Linked DNA regions of Homo sapiens: regions 2 and 3 are each linked to region 1. A link is a loop called in an ENCODE intact Hi-C map of the cell type or tissue named here. Cell type or tissue: endothelial cell of umbilical vein. All regions are shown on one strand.

What was found. Hi-C counts contacts between places; a loop is a spot of excess contacts. Peaks named below come from ENCODE experiments on the same cell type or tissue, not always from the same donor. Only the 100,000 strongest peaks of a DNase experiment are listed, where the experiment ranks them.
Region 2: a loop joins it to region 1, with 2.7 times the contacts of the local background. A loop is called at or near these places in 4 of 110 quality-filtered maps.
Region 3: it touches region 1 in a loop (20-fold over the local background); 52 of 110 quality-filtered maps call a loop at or near these places.

Annotation. Positions count from the first base shown.
Region 1 is chr9:85,256,988-85,261,987 of GRCh38, forward strand. No RefSeq gene overlaps it. Among named protein-coding and RNA genes, the nearest start is that of AGTPBP1, 480 kb to the right of the region's middle. RefSeq lists enhancers at 225-1,026, 616-1,815, 1,027-1,827. In endothelial cell of umbilical vein, a CTCF peak has its summit at 1,989 (motif pointing left); a DNase peak (open chromatin) is centred at 1,994; H3K27ac peaks cover 229 bases.
Region 2 is chr9:85,102,395-85,107,394 of GRCh38, forward strand. The region is part of intron 1 of LOC107987088 (a long non-coding RNA gene); the gene reads right to left. Among named protein-coding and RNA genes, the nearest start is that of NTRK2, 440 kb to the left of the region's middle. In endothelial cell of umbilical vein, no CTCF peak of the experiment used is centred here; no DNase peak of the experiment used is centred here.
Region 3 is chr9:84,395,074-84,400,073 of GRCh38, forward strand. No RefSeq gene overlaps it. Among named protein-coding and RNA genes, the nearest start is that of SLC28A3, 57 kb to the left of the region's middle. In endothelial cell of umbilical vein, a CTCF peak has its summit at 2,175 (motif pointing right); DNase peaks (open chromatin) are centred at 2,278 and 3,058.

The DNA of each region.
Region 1 (5,000 bases):
TCAGCTCCATCAGGTCATTTGTGTTCTTGTCTAAACTGATTATTCTAGTTAGCAATTCCTCTAACCTTTTTTCAAGGTTCTTAGCTATCTTGCATTGGGTTAGAACATGCTCCTTTAGCTCAGAGGAGTTTGTTATTACCCACCTTCTGAAGCCTACTTCTGTCAATTCGTCAAACTCATTATCTGTCCAGTTTTGTTCCCTTGCTGGCGAGAAGTTGTGATCCTTTGGAGAAGAGACGTTCTGGTTTTTGGAATTTTCAGCCTTGTTGTGCTGGTTTTTCCTCATCTTCGTGGTTTATCTACCTTCGGTCTTTGGTGTTGGTGACCTTTGGGTGGGATTTTTGTGTGGACGTCCTTTTTGTTGATGTTGACGCTATTCCTTTCTGTTTGTTAGTTTTCCTCCTAACAGTCAGGTCCTTCTGCTGCAGGTCTGCTGGAGTTTGCTGGAGGTCCACTCCAGACCCTGTTTGCCTGAATATCAACAGCAGAGGCTGCAGAATAGCAAAGATTGCTGCCCGTTCACCCCTCTGGAAGCTTCGTCCAGAGGGGGACCCGCCAGATGTCAGCTAGAGCTCTCCTGTACGAGGTATCTGTCGACCCCTGTTGGGAGATGTCTCCCAGTCAGGAGGCACAGGGGTCAGGGACCCACTTGAAGAGGCAGCCTGTCCCTTAGCAGAGCTTGAGTGCTGTGCTGGGAGATCCACTGCTGTCTTCAGAACTGACACACAGGAATGTTTAAGTCTGCTGAAGCTGCACCCACAGCTGCCCCTTCCCCCAGGTGCTCTGTCCCAGGGAGACAGGAGTTTTATCCATAAGCCCCTAATTGGGGCTGCTGCCTTTCTTTCAGAGATGCTCTGCCTAGAGAGGAGGAATCTAGAGAGGCAGTCTGGCTACAGTGGCTTTGCCGAGCTGCACTGGGCTCTGCCCAGTTCGAACTTCCTGGCAGCTTTGTTCACACTGTGAGGGGAAATCGGCCTACTCAAGCCTCAGTAATGGTGAATGCCCCTCCCCCCACCAAGCTCCAGTGCCTCAGGTCAACTTCAGACTGCTGTGTTGGCAGCAAGAATTTCAAGCCAGTGGATCTTAGCTTTCTGGACTCCATGGGGTTGGAATCCACCGAGCTAGACCACTTGGCTCCCTGGCTTCAGCCCCCATTCCATGGGAGTGAATGGTTCTGTCTCACTGGTTTTCCAGGCACCACTGGGGTATGAAAAAGAAAACTCCTGCAGCTAGCTCAGAGTCTGCCCAAATAGCCACCCAGTTTTGTGCTTGAAACCCAGGGCCCTGGTGGTGTAGGCACCTGAGGAATCTGCTGGCCTGTGGTTTGCGAAGACCTTGGGAAAAGCATAGTATCTGTGCCAGAATGCACCGTTCCTCATGCCACAGTCCGCTATGGCTTCCCTTGAGTATTGGAGGGAGTTCCCTGACCCTTTGCACTTCCTGGGCGAGGCAATGCCCCACCCTGCTTCTGTTTGCCATGTGTGGGCTGCACCCACTGTCTAAGCAGTCCCAATGAGATGAGCTGGGTACCTCAGTTGAAAATGCAGAAATCACTCACGTTCTGTGATGATCTTGCTGGGAACTGCAGACCAGAGCTGTTATTCTGCCATCTTGCCAGCCGCCGAGAGTCCCTTTTCCTTCCTTTGGAGGGCTTCTGCAGGAGCGGGGGGTGGGGCAGTGGGGTCCTGGTGCCTCTTTCAAGTATAATACTGAATTACAGACTTGTTGCACTAATTGTATAAATACCCATTACACCTGGCACTTGCTCTTCCACATATGGGCAGTAGGTTTATCAGTTGGCAGCCAGAGTCTGAAGACCACAGATATACTAAGCTGGGCAAAAGGACAGAGCCCCTGAGTTTCCCTCTATATAATTTCCAATGCACATAGCCACAGCTGTGGTACAAGTGGCCAAGCACTCCTGATCTATCTTCAGACAGACTCTGGCAAGGGCAAGCTAGAGCACCAGTGCCCTCTCATGGACAAGCCATGAAGCATCTTCAAGGGAACGTGCGTACCCCAGCTGGCTCTATGACGAAGCTGGAAACGCACAACACCTCTCAGCCACTGCCATCCTCCAGGGATGGGGAAGATCGTGGTGTGCTGTCGGAAGAAGCTGACTCTGCCCACCCTCTCCATTGCCACCCATGCCCCAAAAGAATCTGCCCCTGCCGGTGTCTCACTTCTGGAACCATCATCTTTAAGGATCGATTCTTAAACTTCCATCTCAACCAAACATACATCTTAGGACAATTCACTTTCAGAAGTTATGAGTCATCTACCAGTTACTAAGCATGATTACGTAGTTCTTCCTTAATAGAAAACTTTGACCCCAGGACTTCAGGGACATTGATCTACTCAGAATACCGAGATGTTTCAAGAAGTGAGAACCTGCCTCAAAGACAATCTTGCCTTACTAGACTCATCTATATTTTTCTCATCAACGCTCCCAATGACTGAAAAATGCATGCATTATTATTATCCTGATACATTTTACAGATGAGGAAATCAAGTCTGACACCACAGAACTTGGCATACGGCTGAAGTTCAACGCATTAGTCCCTTCTTTACTCTGCTAGTTCACACGGTGCAGCCGCTGTTCTAAGAGGAAATCTGCAAAAATGTGGTCACTGTCTTTTAATGCCTACTGATATGGAAATGCATGATGGGAAAAGTAGAAAGGAAAATATAACCAAATACTACCATTTCCTGAGTTTAATACGATTCTTATGCCATTTCTTTTTAATTTGACAATTTAAGAAAATAATCACAGATTTCTAAACAAAAGACATCTACACCAAGAATCGTCATATTTTTCTGTAAGTGAAAGTTTACAAAGTTTTTTCTTTCTTTCTTTCTTTCTTTCTTTCTTTCTTTCTTTCCTTTCTTTTTTTTTTTTTTTTTTGAGACAGGGTTTTTCTCTGTCACTCCCAGCTGGTGTGCAGTGATACAATCATGGCTCACTGCAGCCTAGATTTCCTGGGCTCAATGCAATCCTCCCACCTCAGCCACCAGACTAGCTAGGACCACAGGCATACACCACCGTGCCTGGCTAATTTTTACATATATATATATATATTTTTTAAAGATAGGGTTTCACCATGTTGCCCAGGCTAGCCTCGAACTCCAGAGCTCAAGTGATCCACCCACCTCAGCTTCTTAAAGTGCTGGGGTTAACAGGTGTGAGCCACTATGCCTGTCTGAGACTTTTCTTATAAGCACGTTTGCTAACAACATTGCTCACTTTTATCAAAATTTAGGTTACTTCCTAACCTCATTGTGAAACAGACATCCATCTCATTAATCCAGCAGCTCATGCCTTGCATACAATCTTTAAAAATGGGGCTAAGGGAATCCAGCAACTCCATATAAAATCAAGAATCTGAGGTTGCTGGAATGTCAAAGGCCATGTCACACTTACCACTTGTTATTATTATCCTCAATATTGCTGCAGGCTGTGATGATATATGTTGGCAGGAGGAGACCTTTAATGGATTTATGTAGGACCAGGAATGTTTAACATCAGGATAAGATAAGAGAGGCCACTGGAGATTTTCTCCGCATATGGCTTGGAAGGTGTGCTTTTTCTCCTTGAAGAGTGAGAGCATGAGAATTCAGCTATTTATTCCCATAAACATACTGGCTGTTTGGCAGGGGGAGTTTGCTTGGAAATGTCCCAATAGCAGCAGAAGCCAATTTAGGATTGAAAAGCATAGTAGGAAATCTACCTTATGGATAATTTATAGGATGAAATCTGAGAGACGCATCTTTTCTTTAAGGGTCTTATTTTGAAGGGCAACATTTTCCTTCAGAAAAATCCTGCAGGACCCCTGACAATGTTGTTAAGGAGGTAAATAACCAGGAACCAGACAGGTCAAGTAAGTTCCTCAAGGTAAACCCAGTTAATAAGTGCCAGAGTTCGCACTTCAATTCAGGTTTCTCATCCCAGTCCTACTGCTTTTTTCACTACTGCATGCTACATACCCAGGTAAACCAGCTAGACTACGGCCAAGTCTCATGGACATAGCCAATTACTATCTGCTGATTACAATTATTTTGTGTGATTTTCTATGGGTTATTTTAATCTGTAGGCAGCAGCAAAACTCTTTTCTCCTACCAGCCATGTAGCTGAGCTATAATGTCCGTTTAACTATATTCCATAATTGTCATTGTTTTGTGGCCAGTATAGAGAAGTGGCCATCACCACATGATCTTTGCCCATATATCCCAGTTAAAAGTCAAGTCAATCTCAATGGGCACAAAAACAAGTTGCCAGTCAGCCATGATTGGCACCAACATTTGACAAATGAGTAAGGTACTTGTTGATTCTTCCATTAAAAAAAAAGGGGGTTTCATAGGCCCTAACTCTCACTCCCAAAAAAATCAGAGCTTCTTTAAAAGATTTAACACGAGAACTCAAACCTCCAGCGCAGTTTATCTCCCTTATCACAGTAAACTTACCATCACTATGTTCATCACATTACAGTGAACTGGTTTGCTTCACTTTTTGAGAGAAAATGTACCTGGAGACTTTAAGCTGGTGACAGAGATGACCTACTTCTCCACTTCTCTGGGCATTAGCAATACATTCTGGAAAAACAGATAAAGTTTACGTCCTCAGGAATTTACACCACCTCAATTTTCATTTAGGCCCCTAAATTGTAGACTGTAAAGAGTACCCTTGTCAGTTCTACTAAGGTTTTGGGTTTAAAAAAATAAAAATCCAAGTCCAGATTTCTATTACAAGTAGAAATTCAATTTCTAATCTACAGTGCAAAAAGCTTTCAGTTTATAGACTTTGTTAAGAGATTAACAGGTTAATGGGAGGCCGAGGCAGGCAGATCACAAGGTCAGGAGATCAAGACCATCCTGGTTAACACGGTGAAACCCCGTCTCTATTAAAAATACAAAACCAAAATGAGCTGGGTGTGGTGGCGGGCGCCTGTAGTCCCAGCTACTAGGGAGGCTGAGGTAGGAGAATGGCATGAACCCGGGAGGCA
Region 2 (5,000 bases), 150 kb before region 1:
TTGCATAAAGTGTGAGGTTTAGGTTGAGGTTCATTTTCTTTTAGTCCAGGATATGAAATTGCTCCAGCAACATTTCTTAAAGTCTATCTTTTCCTCTATTGATTTGTTTTTGCACCTTTGTCAAAAAATCAGTTGGCTTTGGGAGGCCGAGGCGGGCGGATCACGAGCTCAGGAGATCGAGACCATCCCGGCTAAAACGGTGAAACCCCGTCTTTACTAAAAATACAAAAAATTAGCCGGGCGTAGTGGCGGGTGCCTGTAGCCCAGCTACTTGGGAGGCTGAGGCAGGAGAATGGCGTGAACCCGGGAGGCGGAGCTTGCAGTGAGCCGAGATCCCGCCACTGCACTCCAGCCTGGGCGACAGAGCGAGACTCCGTCTCAAAAAAAAAAAAAAAAAAAAAAAAAAAATCAGTTGGGCATATTTTTGCAGGTCTATTTCTGGGTTCACTATGCAGTTCCATTAATTTACATGTCTATCTCCCTGCTAACGCAACACTAATACAACACTCTTTATTACTGCAGCAAGAGTTACTTCTCCCATATTATTCTTCTTTTTCAAGATTGTCTTCAGTCTTTTAGGATCTTTACCTATCTAGGTACGTTTTAGAATAAGCTTGCCTATGCCTCCAAAAAGACCCTTATAGGAATTGCATTAAACCTGTAGGTCAGTTTGTGGAGAAATAACATCTTTAGCATTTTGAGTCTTCCAATTCATGAACATGGTATGTCACTATAATTATTTAGGTCTTTTAAAAACTTTATTTTAACAGTATTTTGTAATTTTTAGTATACACATTCTGTATATGTTTTGTTAGATGTGTACCTAAGTATTTCATTTTTTTTTGAGCAATTGAAAATTATATTATGCATTTTACATTAGTCTCCACTTGCTTGTTCACAGTACATAGAAATGCAGTTGTCTTTCACATATTGACCTTGTATCCTACAAACTTGCTGCACTCACTTATTAGTTCTAGGAGTTTGAGTCTTGTTATTTTTTTGTAGGTTTCTTGGAATTTTCTATGTAAGCAATCATATTATCTACAAACAGAAACAGTTTTATTTCTTTATTTCCTTTCCTGCCTTTTAATTCTTTTCTTGTCTTAAATGCTGGCTAGAACTTCCAGTACTATAGCAAGTAGGAGTGGAGAGAGGAAACATAACTGCCTTGTTGCTGATCTGAGAGGTTAAGCATGCGATCTATTATCATTTAGTATGATGTTAGCTGTAGGTTTTTTTTTTAATAGATGCTCTTCATTTTGTTAAGAAAGTTCATCCTCTATTTCATTTGTGGAGTCATTTTACCATAAATTGGTGGTTTTTGTCAAATACTTTTCCTTCGCCAACTAGTATGACCATATAATTTCCCTTTTTAGATTGTTGGTATGATAGATTATATTGATTGGTATTTTTCGAAGATTGTACCAGACTTACATGCTTAGAATAAATCTCACTTGGCCATGACATATACTTATTTTTATACATTGCTTGATTTAATTTGCTAAAACTTGTAGAAGATTTTTATTTCTATGTTCATGAAGGATACTGGACTTTAGTATTCTCTCACTTTTTTTGTACTCTCTGGTTTTGTTATCTGGGTAATACTAGCCTAGCAAAATGAGTGGAAAGTGTTTTCTACTATTCTATTTTCTGAAAGAGATTGTGGAAAATTAATGTTAATTCATCTTTAAATGTTAGGCAGAATTCTCTAGTAAAAACAACGTAAGCCTAATGACTTCTTTGGTGGGAGATTTTAAATTACAAATTCAATTTCTTTAATGTTTATAGGAATATTCAAATTATCTGTTTTACCTAAAATATCTACTGAGTTTTAGTTATTTCTGGCTTTTGGGGAATTGGTCCAATTGGTGCAATTTGTTTTCAGTTGTCAAATTTATGAGCTAAAAGTTGATTATGGTATTTCCTTATTATACTTTTAATTGCTGCAGGATCTGTAGAAATATCTCCTGTTTTATTCCTGATGCCGATTATTTGTTTCATCTTTCTTTTTATGTTTGTCAGCCTTCCTAGAAGTTAATTTTTTTTTCAAAAAGTCAGCTTTCTGTTTCTTTTTTTTTCTATTTTCTATTATTTTCTTGTTCTTAGTTTTATTGATTCCACTCTTTACTATTTCTTTCCTTCTTCTCACATTGGGTTTATTTTTCTCATCTTTTTCTATTTTTTTTGAGGTAGGAACTTTGTTAGTTTGAGAGGTTTTCTATTTTCTAGTGTAAGCATTTAGCTATACATTTCAATTTTAACACTGCTTTAGCTGCATCCTACACATTTTCATATGGTGTGTTTCATTTTTATTCTGTTCAATGTTTTTAAGTTTGTTTCTTTTGAGTTCCGCCTTGACCCATTAATTATTTTAAAGTGTGTTGTTTAATTTCCAAGTGTTTGAAGATTTTTCTGTTAATTTCCTGTTATTATTTTTGGTTTGATTTTATGATGTTCAGAGAACGTGCTCACTATGATTTTAATTCTTATACTGAGGCCCAGGGCATTATTTATCTTGGTGAGGATCCCATGAGCACTTGAAAAAAAATGAGTATTTTGCTGTTGGAGTGATACGTTCTATATATGCCAATTAAGTCCTGTTGGCTGATAGTATGCATTTTTAAAAAAATCTCTTCTAATATTCTGTCTAGTAGTTCTATCAATGGCTGAATGACTGTTGAAGTCCCCAACTATATTTGCAGATTTGCCTATTTTTCCATACAGTTCTATCAGTTTTTGTTTCGTGTATTTTGAAGTTCCGCTTTTTGGTACATTTGAGATCTTTATTTTTTCCTGATGGATTCATCCTTTCATCATTATGTAATATTCCTCCGTCTGTGGTAATTTTCTCTGCTCCAAAACCTACTTAATGTGTTAGTAAGGTAGTCATTCCTGTTTTTTGAAAAAATGAAATGTTTGCATGGTATTTTTCCATCCTTTTATTTATAATTAACATTTCATTATATTTGAAATATGCTTCATATAGACAGCATATTGTTCATCCACATTGTATCAAGGTATGTTTTTAACCAGTGTATATTTAAACTGTTTAAGGTAATTGTTAAAAGTTAGGATTTAACTTCTCATTTCATGATTTAATTCCTGTTTGTTCCTTCTAATTCTCACTCCTTTGTTTTCTTACCTTCTTGTGAGTTATTTATATTTTTAGGATTCCATTTTGATTTATGTATACTCGTTTTGAATATATAGTTTTTTACAGTTTTCTAGTGAGTGCTCTAGATGTTATAATATGCATATGTACCTTATTATAGTCTACTGGTATTGAAGTTTCACCACTTCAAGCCTTACTTTCACTTAGTTTCCTTTACTTTCCTCCACTGCAAAATCTAATTATATTGAGTTTTTCCTCATCAAATACCACATTAAATAAATACCTCATTAAATACCACATCAGATGGTTTTATTATTTTTGCTTCAGTAGCCACATATGAGTTAAGTGACGCATGTGAAGTGGAATAGTCTATAAATTTTTCCCCAATTTTTACTCATTCCAATGTTCTTCTTTCCTTTCTGAAGTTCCACGTTTTCTATTATTGTTTCCTTTCTGTTTGGAAAACTTCCTTTAGACCTTTTTAAGGGGATAAACCAATCCCCTTAAACAATAAATTATTTAGGTTTTCCTTTGCCTTAAGATGCCTTTATGTCTGCTTTATTCCTGGAAGATATTTTCACCAGACGCATTTTCTTTTCTTTTCTTTTCTTTTTTTCTTTCTTTTTTTTTTTTTTTTTTTTTTTTTGAGACAAAGTCTTCCTTTGTCGCCCAGATTGGAGTGCAGTGGCGCAATCTCTGCTCACTGCAACCTCCGCCTCCCGGGTTCAAGCAAGTCTCCTGCCTCAGCCTACCGAGTAGCTGTGACTACAGGTGCGTGCCACCACAACCGACAAATTTTTTGTATTTTTTTAAGTAGAGATGTGGTTTCACCATTTTAGCTAAGATGGGCTCGATCTCCTGAACTTGTGATCTGCCTGCCTCAGCCTCCCAAAGTGCTGGGATTACAGGTGTGAGCCACCATGCCCGGCCTACCAGACACATTTTCAGGATTCACAATTGTTTTCCTTTCCAAATTTGAAAAATGTGCAACTTCCTCTGGTCTCCATGGTTTCAGATGAGAAACTTGCTATCACGTAAATCAATGTTTTATTAGCTGGGTGCAGTGATGTGCACCTGTAGTCCCAGATATTCGGGAGGCTGATGTGGGAGGATTACTTGAGCCCAGGTATTTGAGTTCAGCCTGGGCAATACTAAGACCCTGTTTCTTTAAAAAAAAAAAAAAAATTATTTCCCTATAAGTAATGTGTTATGTCTTTCACAAAATTTGGGATATGTTTTAGCCATATTACTCTGAATAACTTTTTAGTGCCTTTCTATATATACTTTGCTTTTGAGACTTCAATAACATGTATATTAGATCTTTTGTTATTGTCCTGCAGGTTCCTGAGATTTTGTTCTTCTTCTATTAGTGAATTTTAGTTTTGTTGTTCAGATTGAGTAAATTCTATCGATCTGCTCTCAAGTTCACTGATGGCATTCTATGTAATCTCCATTCTATAATGAACCTATCTGGTAAGGTCTTTCTTCAGTTACTATATTTTTCTGTCTGATAACTTCACTGGGTTCTTTTTTTATAGCTTCTCTTTCTTTGCTGAGATATTCTAATCTTTCATCAGCTCCAGAAAATTTTTAATTGCTTTTTGAAGCATTTTTATGATGACTTCTTTAAAATTCTTTTTAGATTATTTGGCGTTGGATTCATCTTATTGTTAGCATCTGCTGATTATCTTTTCTCATTCATGTTGTCATTTTCCTGATTCTTGGCATGACTAGTGATTTTTTAAAAAAGTATATCTTGGATATTTTAGATATTATATTTAGAGACACAGGATCCTATTTAATCTTTTTTTTTTTTTATTTTAATAGCAGGTAGTGCCCTTGTTGGAGTGTAGCAGGAGGGCTGGGTGGGTAAGTGTGTTTAGCTTCC
Region 3 (5,000 bases), 860 kb before region 1:
TCACTGCAACCTCTGCCTCCCATGTTCAAGTGATTCTCCTGCCTCAGCCTCCCAAGTAGCTGGGATTACAGGCACCCGCCATCATGCCTGGCTAATTTTTTGGTATTTTTGTAGAAATGGGATTTCACCATGTTGGTCAGGCTGGTCTTGAACTCCTGACCTCAGGTGATCCACCTGCCTCGGCCTCCCAAAGTGCCAGGATTACAGGCGTGAGCCACCACACCTGGCCCAAACTTTTTCTTTCGCAGTGGAAGCTGGGAGGAAGGTGAGGAGAGGTGGAGTGAAGCTGAGTGGAATTGTAGGGTAGGTTGATCTTGACCAGTGGAGCTACGACTGCTGAGTGATACCGCTTGGAGTTTTTTTGTGAACCTAGGTTCTGCCTGGCTCTCCTGTCCACTCTGATGGAGGCACCTGTGGTTCCCAGGATAGGTTATTCTTTCCAGTGGACCGTATTAGCTGTGAATGTGTTTGCACAGATCTCCAGAAGCAAATACTTGGGAAAGAAGCCTCAGTCAGCTGCAGAGAATTTTGCTTCTTACCACCAACCTGGACTTGCAGGTAGGAAGTTGGCCTGGGGTCAAGCCCAGCTGTGGAGGAAATTGCATTACAGCTGCAGCCCGATTGGACTGATGAAAGTGCAGACCATGGTGGATGACAGGGTCTCGCTGAAAACCAGTGTTGACAGACTGTGGCTAGTTTCTGTTTAACAGATAGTGTTGCAAATCTGTGTGCATCGATTGATTCATGCATATTTAATGTTGAATGTTATGAGTATGGAAGGGTTTCTTTTGGAAATTGGTGCATCACAGATGTTGTATCGTCCAGTCTCCTCATTTTGCTGGTGAGGAAATTGAGGCTTGGAGACAGTAGGATGATGTCTTGGAGTTTCACAGCCAGGTAGCTGCTGAGTTACTTAGAGACCTGGAACTCTTGGCCAGTACCCCTAGGAGGGAGCATGTGGCAGACTTGAGACATGAGTGAAGGGCCATAGGTGAGCCTCTTCAGCTTCCTGTGCCTCAGGTTCCCATCTTATAAAATAAAGGAGTTGTGCTAGGGTTTCATCTCTTAGACATCAGCTCTAACATTCTACGATCCTCCCTGTACACATGCTGGCTTTTCCATTTTCAATTATTCTAAACCACGATTGTTTGACTGATTCCTTAAAATCAAATACTGCTGAGTGCCATTACTTTCATTTGCCCATCATTAAAAACTAAAGGACAATTTCCTAGTTGATTTCAAAATGATCCATTATGTAACAAGGACAAAAGTTAAAACTTGCTATAGGTCCAATTAATTATGTAAACCATCAGTTGACAAAACAGCAGCTAATGGAAATATTTTGTCTAATAATCTCCAAGTTACCATTATGTTAAAAGCAGTAGCAAGTGTGGCACATGTGGCTCACCTAAATAGGTGTAAAATATACACACCTTATATGAATGAATTAAATAGTCATAGCAAAACACAAACAACGTACATTGGAAAGTGAGTTTCAAATGCAAGGCAGTCCTCAGGCTCCCATATTAATTAATTTTGCTTTGTCTTTTGTGGCATTAGAGATTCACTGTTATACATGGCATACTTTTGTAACTTAATCCAATTGCAAAGATCTTGAAAGGAGATTCTATTAGCTCCCTTGACCACCCATTTCAGGATTGTAACAGTTTTGCTTACCTGGGCTCTCAGGATAACTGAGGCTCATTTGATTATCACTCTACCCATGGGTGGATACTCAGGGTTGTTCAGAACCAGGAAGGCTGGTAGGAGTTGCAGAATTTATTTAGCCTCAGGTCTTTGGTGTTGCTGAATCAACCCAGATTTGTAGTAAACTCCAAGAGGCAGGTTAGCACTGGGCACTTGGGAACAGAACCCCTATGGACAAGGAGCAACAGACGATACTGGTGAGATGGCAGGCATAACAGGGTTAAAGACCTAATGGAGACCCCTAACGAGGCATTCAGCTGGATCTACATTAGCTCTGGAGGCAACCACCAGGACCACTTTGGACCTTATGCGTTTTATACCATGTGAATGTATTTCTATTAATATAAGTAAAATAATTTTAAGAAAAAGAAGGGAAGGGCATGCCCACCTGCTCTGTCATGCTGTTTGTCTCTGGCAGAGAGGCAGGTGCTCTGGAAGGAGCTGGCAGCCTGTGATGACCTAGAATGGCCACTTGGTGGCAGTGTTTCACTTTAATTGGCCCAAGGCAACCCGACCTGGTTTTATGAACTTCTAGCTGCGGATTTCTGGGACCCGCCCTCAAGGTTCAATTTATAGGCCTCGAGTGAAGATGCAAAATAGGATCCTGAGTGGAAAGTAATGGCTGTAACAGATATCCTCTGGCTCCTCCCTGTCTTCTTTCCCATTAGAACATCTCCCATCTAAGAGCTGCTTAGCAGGAGACAGGGGTCAATATCACAGAGGCCGGATCAGAGGCAGAAGCTGGGCTGCTTTAGGCCTGACACCGTGTGAGGGACCTGAAGGCAAGGAGCGTGGCTGCATCTGCCAGGCACGGGTGCTCAGGGGTGCTGCGAGTCCCCCAGGCCAAGGACGGGGCGTGCATTCATGGAGAGTGTTTGGCTGTCTTCTTTCCTGTGCTGGCGCGTTTCCAGGGGCCCACTCTTTCTGAGGGGTCTCTCAGGGAGGGCATGGCTGTGAAAAGTGAGGGAGGAAGCCGCAGGGATGTCACCTTCGGCCGGTTACAAAGCCCTTCTGGGCCACGTTCTCCTTTGTGGGATTGGGACGTTGATCCACTTCAGAGGCTCCCAGGCCCCCAGTTCAGGGCTGTCCCAGAATCACCAGAGAAATAAATTAACACAGATTCCGGGGCCCCGCCACTGCTCAGTCTATTCTATGGGTCTAGTTGGGAGCCCCGGAATCTGTGGGTTTAATAAACCCCAGAAGAACCCAATGAAGTTTGGAATCCAATGGTTAGGGGTGCTTTTTTGGATTCCTTCTAAGTGAGAAATTGTGACTGTGGAAGTGATGACTCACTGTGAAGCACACGGGCCCTGAAATCCACCCCTTCAAGCTGTTGATCTTTGTATGCATTTATTTCCTCAAGATGTTGCTGGCTCTTCCCGGGCCAGGAAGCAGATGCTGTGCCCGGTAAGGCCCGTCCTTCCAGTCCAGCCTTTACCACCCATGCGGAGTGAGGGTGAGGGCTCCGAAGGTGCTTTTGACCCTAATGTCATAACCATGGGGGGTGGACACAGATGTAAACTCGAAACTCTTCTTATTATTGAAAAATGTAAATATATACAAAAGTAAAGAGAATAGTATAATGAATCCTTATTTATCCACTACTTAGATTCAACAATTATCAAGATTTTGCCACATAGCTCTTATTCACATGCCAAGGGGGAGAAAAGAAGATTTTGCTATAGAAAAATTATCATACTTTCATTTTTTGTGTTTGTCTTTGCTGAAATTTTTGCTTGAAAAAGGCAAATATCCAGGTTTCTAGTCATTTCCGCCTACATGGGGCATTTCTTCTGTGCCTTTATTACATGTTAATAATGACTTCTCAGGCCGGGCATGGTGGCTCATACCTGCAATCCCAGGATTTTGGGAGGCTGAGGCTGGAGGATTTCTTAAGCCCAGGAGTTCAAGACCAGCCTGGGCAACATAGTAAAACCCCATCTCAATAAAGATATTTTTAAAAATATTAAAATTGTTTTTTAAAAGAGAAAATAAATAATAACTTCTCAATATCATATAATTCTGACCCATACTCAAATTCCTCCAGAATTAGCTCAAAAATGTCTTTTGACATTTGATTTGAGGTCTAGGCTTCTGAGGTTATCTCCTAATGTCTCCCAATACATGCATTTGCAAAGATCCATTGAAGGGGTTGGACATTTAAAACATAGCACAACTTTTTAGCCTGAAACACACACAGAGCCCTGCAGAAAAGTGAAGTTGAGATCCTCACAGGTTCTGAGTTAGAGGGGCCTTGGAGATTATTCAGCTCACCCTTTCCTCAGTACTGGAGTCCTTTGACAGGATCAGGACTACTGTACATTTGGTATTGAAATTGCTCTTGCAAAATTATGACGGTAAGAAATCTAAGTCCAGGCGCGGTGGCTCACGCCTGTAATCCCAGCACTTTGGGAGGCTGAGGTGGGCGGATCACCTGAGGTTGGGAGTTTGAGACCAGCCTGACCAACATGGAGAAACCCCATCTCTACTAAAAATACAAAATTTGCTGGGTGTGGTGGTGCATGCCTGTAATCCCAGCTACTCAGGAGGCTGAGGCAGGAGAATTGCTTGAACCTGGGAGGCGGATGTTGCAGTGAGCCGAGATCATGCCATTGCACTCCAGCCTGGGCAACAAGAGCGAGACTCTGTCTCAAAAAAAAAAAAAAAAAAAGAAATCTGATACAGTTGACTCCATCTTACTTCTGACCTCCAAGCTGTCCTTGGTCATTCATGAGCGTATGCCAAGCTAACTTTGGGAAGAATTTAGTTTATAGTTTAACCTTAAAGCAGAGATGATAATATCCCTTCTACAAACTAAATCGCCTTTGTAAAACTAACAAAAGTCCACAATGTGAGGATTATGAGAGGCCTGAGTTCTGATAAGAAGGGCATAATTTCTATAATACCTTGCTGCTCAAGGGTCATGTGGCCAGAGGTCACAAGATTTATGACTTTCCCAATTGCTCCTGTAGATAGCATCACCATTGTAGAACCTAAGTTTTTTTTTTTTTTTTTTTGAGGCGGAGTCGCCCAGGCTGCAGTGCAATGGCTCAATCTCAGCTCACTGCAACTTCTGCCTCCTGAGTTCAAGTGATTCTCCTGCCTCAGCCTCCCGAGTAGCTGGGATTACAGGCACCTGCCACCACGCCCAGCTAATTTTTGTATTTTTAGTAGATACGGGGTTTCACCATGTTGGCCAGGCTGGTCTTTAACTCTGGACCTCAGGTGATCTGCCCACTTTGGCCTCCCAAAGGGCTGAGATTACAGGTGTAAGCCACTGAACGCGGCCTGAT